2 separate regions of the Homo sapiens genome follow, and region 1 is linked to region 2. Evidence: read pairs that join two places in POLR2A ChIA-PET (ENCODE). Cell type or tissue: PC-3. All regions are shown on one strand. Each heading gives the region's core, and the rest is flanking DNA. Links, peaks and the distances in the headings are about the cores only.

The links. ChIA-PET counts read pairs that join two places held together with the same protein. Peaks named below come from ENCODE experiments on the same cell type or tissue, not always from the same donor. Only the 100,000 strongest peaks of a DNase experiment are listed, where the experiment ranks them.
Region 1: POLR2A ChIA-PET joins it to region 2 with 7 read pairs; 2 of 35 experiments call an interaction of 5 or more read pairs at or near these places.

What each region holds. Positions count from the first base shown.
Region 1 is chr19:47,211,340-47,214,247 of GRCh38, reverse strand. No RefSeq gene overlaps it. Among named protein-coding and RNA genes, the nearest start is that of MIR3190, 14 kb to the left of the region's middle. In PC-3, for the core only: no CTCF peak of the experiment used is centred there; no DNase peak of the experiment used is centred there.
Region 2 is chr19:47,721,945-47,724,852 of GRCh38, reverse strand. All of the region lies in intron 3 of EHD2 (EH domain containing 2), which reads right to left. Among named protein-coding and RNA genes, the nearest start is that of EHD2, 10 kb to the right of the region's middle. In PC-3, for the core only: no CTCF peak of the experiment used is centred there; a DNase peak (open chromatin) is centred at 1,092; H3K4me3 peaks cover 739 bases; H3K27ac peaks cover 862 bases.

The DNA of each region.
Region 1 (2,908 bases), core at 181-2,680, 510 kb after region 2:
TGGGATTACAGGCATGAGCCACCGCACCCAGCCAATAATTTTAAAAACATTAGCCAGGGGGAACATGGTGAAACTCCGTCTCTACTAAAAATACAAAAAAAAAAAAAGGCCGGGCGTGGTAGCTCACGCCTGTAATCCCAGCACTTTGAGAGGCCGAGGCGGGTGGATCACGAGGTCAGGAGATCGAGACCATCCTGGCTAACATGCTGAAACCCTGTCTCTACTAAAAATACAAAGAATTAGCCGGGCGTGGTGGCGGGCGCCTGTAGTCCCAGCTACTCGGGAGGCTGCGGCAAGAGAATGGCGTGAACCCGGGAGGTGGAGCTTGCAGTGAGCTGAGAGCATGCCACTACACTCCAGCCTAGGCAAATGAGCAACACTCCAACTCAAAAAAAAAAAAGAAAAAGAAAAGAAAAAAAAAATTAGCCGGGGGAAAAAATTAGCCAGGTATGGTGGTGCCTGCCTGTGGTCCCAGCTACTCAAGAGACTGAGGTGGGAGACTCACTTTGAGCCCTCAAAATCAAGATTTCAGTGAGCCATGATTGCACACCACTGCACTCCAGCCTGGGTGGCAGAGTAAGACCCTATCACTAAAAAAACAAAACAGGCTGGGCACGGTGGCTCATGCCTGTAATCCCAGCACTTTGGGAGGCTGAGGTGGGCAGATCATCAGGTTGGGAGTTCGAGACCAGACTGGCCAATATGGTGAAACCCCGTCTCTACTAAAAATAGAAAAATTAGCCAGGCGTGGTGGTGGGCGCCTGTGGTCCCAGCTGCTCAGGAGGCTGAGGCAGAGGAGTTGCTTGAATCCGGGAGGCAGAGGTTGCAGTGAGCCGAGATCACGCCACTGCACTCCAGCCTGTGCAACAGAGCATGACTCTGTCTCAAAAAACAAAACAAAATAAAAAACAAGAACCAACTCCTAAAATGCATTTTTATACTTGCTAACCCTGGAACTTGGCTTTGGGAAGTCTTTCCTAAGTGTGCACAATGTCACACAGCAGCAGACTGATTCAATAGTTAATGGTTCACCTGTTTTGGTTATGGAATTTGATGCATGAAATACTGACAAGGATCTCCAAGACATATTGAGAAAAAAGCACATTGGAGAAAAAGTTATTTATGAATATGTAAAATAGCAGCTAACATTGAGCAATATTGATTCAAAGACTGATTTTTTAATCCCCACATATCTGAGGAATGTGCCACTATTCTACCCATTTTAGGGATGGGGTAACAGAAAGTAGTGTAGCGAGGGTCACATGGCTGAGTGGTAGAGTCTAGGTTTGAACATGGCAGTCTGGAAGGATTCACTCTCAACAGTTAACAGGGGTGACCTCCGGGGAGTGGATATGAAAGTGGATAAAGCTAGGCTGGGCGCTGTGGCTTACACCTATAATCCCAGCATTTTGGGTGCTGAGGCAGGTGGATTACTTCAGGTCAGGAGTTCGAGAGCAGCCAGGCCAACATGGTGAAACCCTGTCTACTAAAAGTACAAAAATTAGCTGGGCATGGTGGCCGGGGCCTGTAATCCCAGCTACTTGGGAGGCTGAGGCAGGAGAATTGCTTGAAACCAGGAGGTGGAGGTTGCAGTGAGCCGAGATCACACCACTGCACTCTAGCCTGGGTGACAGAGCAAGACTCCGTCTATTAAAAAAAAAAAAAAGAAAAAAGAAAAAGAAAAAAAGAAAGTGGATACAGCTAACATGTCCAAAAAGCATCTCATATTTCTCTCCAAAATGCAGTTTAGCTGTGAAGTCAGCTGCTCTTATTATGTGGCCAACATTGTGCTGACAGGCTGTGCCCTGCAGCGGAGAGGAATCTTCTCTTTATGCTTGTATATTGCTTGAATATCGTACAAGCTTAGGAACCAAATCCACCCACCCTTTTGGACCTAGTTGAAGGCCCTCTTTTATGAAGGCCGACATGATGTTTTCCAGTGACTACTGGGTCTCAGGGACTTGTGAAGGGAAGCCCAAAATCTTGTTCTCACTGAGCGAACAAGCCGTGCCACTACATGAATCTCTACTGAGTGCCCCGCACCGCAGCTTTCCCAGTCAGCGCCATTTCCATCTCTCCCTTGCTTGTGAGGTGAGCCTGTTTCCTTATCTCCAGTATGGGTAGGAGAACAGCATCTATCCCCATGGGGTTGCTGTGGGGATTCCAACTCAAAGAACAAGGATTCTGAAAAGTACCAGGCAGGTTGCATGGGTATAATGACCATTGGTTGTTATCATTAAACTTACCACCTGCAACCTAAGCCATCTCTTCCACACCTGTAATGAGCTAATAGAACATACGTCAAGATAACTTTTTTTTTTTTTTTTGAGATGGAGTCTCGCTCTGTTGCCCAGGCTGGACTGCAGTGGCACGATCTCGGCTCACTGCAACCTCCGCCTCCCAGGTGCAAGCGATTCTCCTGCCTCAGCCTCCTGAGTAGCTGGATTACAGCCACGCGCCACCATGCCCAGCTAGTTTTTGTATTTTTTTTTTTTAGTAGAGACGGGGTTTCACTATGTTGGTCAGGCTGGTGTTGAACTCCTGACCTCGCGATCCGCCCGCCTCGGCCTCCCAAAGTGCTGGGATTTTTTTTTCGAGACAGTGTCTCACTCTTTCACCCAGGCTTCAGTGCAGTGGTGAAATCCAGGTCATTTCAGCCTCAAACTCCTGGGCTCAAGTGATCCTCCTGCCCCAGTCTCCCAAGCAGCTGTGACCACAGGCACAAGCCACTATGCTCAGCTATTTCTTTTTTTGTGGAGATGGGGTCTTGCTTTGTTTCCCAAGTTGGTCACGAACTCTTGGGCTGAAGTGCTTCTCCCGCCACAGCCTCCCACCATGCCTGACTGACTGCAGATTTTGAGATGGAGTGTCACACTGTTACCCGGGCTGGAGTGCAGTGGTGCGACCT
Region 2 (2,908 bases), core at 141-2,640:
AGGCATGCACCACCACCCTGGCTAATTTCTGTATTTTTAGTAGAGACGGGGTTTCACCATGTTGGCCAGGCTGAGAAGTTAAATATTTTGCATTTATTTAGCAATACTTACTGAGAGTCTCATGTGTGCCAAGCCCTGTCCTGGGAGCCTGGGATACCGCAGAGAACACACAGACAAGATTCTTGCTCTTATGAAGCACCCATCCCAGCCATGGGTTCCCATGCTCATTCATTCATTCCTTTCACCATTCATTTCCTCATTCACTCCTTCATCCACTCATTCTCACCTTTGCTTCTTCACTCATTTATTCACCAACAAGCAATGCTGAGGAGAGCAGAGAGAAGCGATTGAGACCCCCTGACTTAGCTGTCTGGAAGACCTGGAGTTGAGTCCCTCCTCTGCCCCCATCCACTGTGTGACCTTAGGCAAGTAGCTTAACCTCTCTGAACTTGTGTTTTCTTTTCTGTAAAATGCAAATCATAGGACTGTTGTGAAGCCAGGTGTGATGGCTCAAACCTGTAATCCCAGCACTTTGGGAGGCTGAAGTGGGCAGATCAATTGAGGCCAGGAGTTCAAGACCAGCCTAGCCCTAAAAATACAAAAAAATTAGCCCGGTGTTGGTGGCTCATGCCTATGGTCCCACATATTCAGAAGGCTGAGGCACGAGAATCGCTTGAGCCTGGGAGGCAGAGGTTGCAGTGAGCCGAGATAGCATCACTGCACTCCAGTCTGGGCGACAGAGTGAGACTCTGTCTCAAAAAAAAAAAAAGACTGTTGTGAAGATTAAAAGAATATAAATGAGCTAATATATATAAAGAGCTTAAAATAATGCCTGGCATTGAACTGTACATTTAAAAATGATGGAAGTGGCCAGACAGAGTGGCTCACACCTGTAATCCCAGCACTTTGGGAGGTAGAGGCAGGAGGATCGCTTGAGCCTGGGAGTTTGAGACCAGCCTGGGCAAGATGACAAGACCCTGTCTCTACAGAAAAAAATAAAATAAAAAATTATCCACACATGTTGGCATGCATCTGTAGTCTCAGCTACTCAGGAGGAGGAAGCAAGAGGATCACTTGAGCCCAGCAGTTGGAGGCTGCAGTGAGCCATGATTGCGTCATTGCACTCCAGCCTGCAGACAGAGCAAGACCTTGTCTCTTTAAAAAAAAAAATGGTTGAGCTTTTTTTTTTTTTTTTTTTTCAGACGGAGTCTCGCTGTCGCCCAGGTTGGAGTGCAGTGGCGCGATCTCAGGTCACTGCAACCTCTGCCTCTCGAGTTCAAGCAATTCTCCTGCCTCAGCCTCCCGAGTAGCTGGGATTACAGGTGCCACCACACCCAGCTAATTTCTGTATTTTTAGTAGAGATGGGTTTTCACCATGTTGGCCAGGATGGTCTCCATCTCTTGACCTCATTATCCGCCCACCTCAGCCTCCCAAAGTGCTGAGATTACAGGCATGAGCCACTGAGCCCGGCCATAATGGTTGAGTTTTTATGGCGTGTACGTTAATCCTCAATGAAACTGTTTTTTTAAAAACAGTGCTGGATGTACGGTAAGCACTCAGCAAGTCATGGTGATGTCACCCACTGGGAAGCACCCTCTGTGGTCCCTGCTGTGTGTGTGGAGGCTGAGGCAGTTTCAGCTTTGTCCTTACATCTCTCAGCCCACTGGGGACACAGACCTGGCCCCTGAGTGGTCAGCCCAGGGTGGGCAGGGGGATCCAGGGAGCTGTGGGAGCCCAGGGCCAGTGCCTGACCCAACCCCCAGCCTGGGGGTCAAGGAGGACTTCCAGGAGGAGGGAAGGCAGAGTGGGAACCCGGAGGACGAAGAGTTAACTGGCAGAACAAGGAGCTAGCCCTGATTTACTGACTTCATGCCCTCCAGCTAGAGCTCACTCAGTGACTCTTCACAACAACCCCAGGAGGTGGGCACTGTTCTGACCCCATTTTCCAGATGAGGAAACTGAGGCACAGAGAAGTTAGGGGACTAGCTAGGCGTGGTGGCTCACGCCTGCAATCCCAGCACTTTGGGAGGCTGAGGCGGGTGGATCACCTGAGGTCAGGAGTTCGAGACCAGCCTGACCAACATAGTGAAACCCCGTCTCCACTAAAAATACAAAAAAATTAGCTGGGTGTGGTGGTGGGCACCTGTAATCCCAGCTATTCGGGAGGCTGAGGCAGGAGAATCACTTGAACCCAGGAGGCGGAGGTTGCAGTGAGCCAAGGTCCTGCCACTGCACTCCAGCCTGGGCAACAAGAGCGAAACTCCGTCTCAAAAAAAAAAAAAGAGAGAGAAGTTAGGGGACTTACTCAAGACACACAGGTAAGAGGCGACAGAAGAGGAGTCCCATGGGCCCCTATGCTCCTCCGGGGAGCTGGTGCTTGCACCCATCCTGCCTGAGAGGAAGCAGCCTCCTTGCGGGCAACGCAGGGACCGGGATGGGGTTGGGGGCCGTTGTTTTGGGGGAGGAAGGGCCAAGTCACTGGAGGGACAGCAACTGGAGCCCCCCCTCCCTCCCGGTGTCTCCACAAACACACATACTGGCCCAGATTCGGAAAGTGTGTCTCATGGGGCGGGGAGGGAAGAAGGGAGAGAGGTTGAGTCAGTGTGGGATGGGAGACGTGGCAAAAAGGAACCTTGGGCCCACAACGGCACTCACCCAGCGAAAACAGGCATTGTTGGCACTTCCATAGCGCCTACTGTGTGCACACACAAGTGTGCACCTTCTAAGTGCTTTGTATGTTTTAACTAATTTAACCTTTAGGACAACTATGAGGCCGCTAGTATTATTATTCCCAGTGTGTGTGTGTGTGTGTGTGTGTGTGTGTGTGTGTGTGTGTGTGTGTTTTGTTTTTCTGTTTGTTTATTTTTGAGACCAAGTCTCACTCTATCGCCCAGGCTGGAGTGCAGT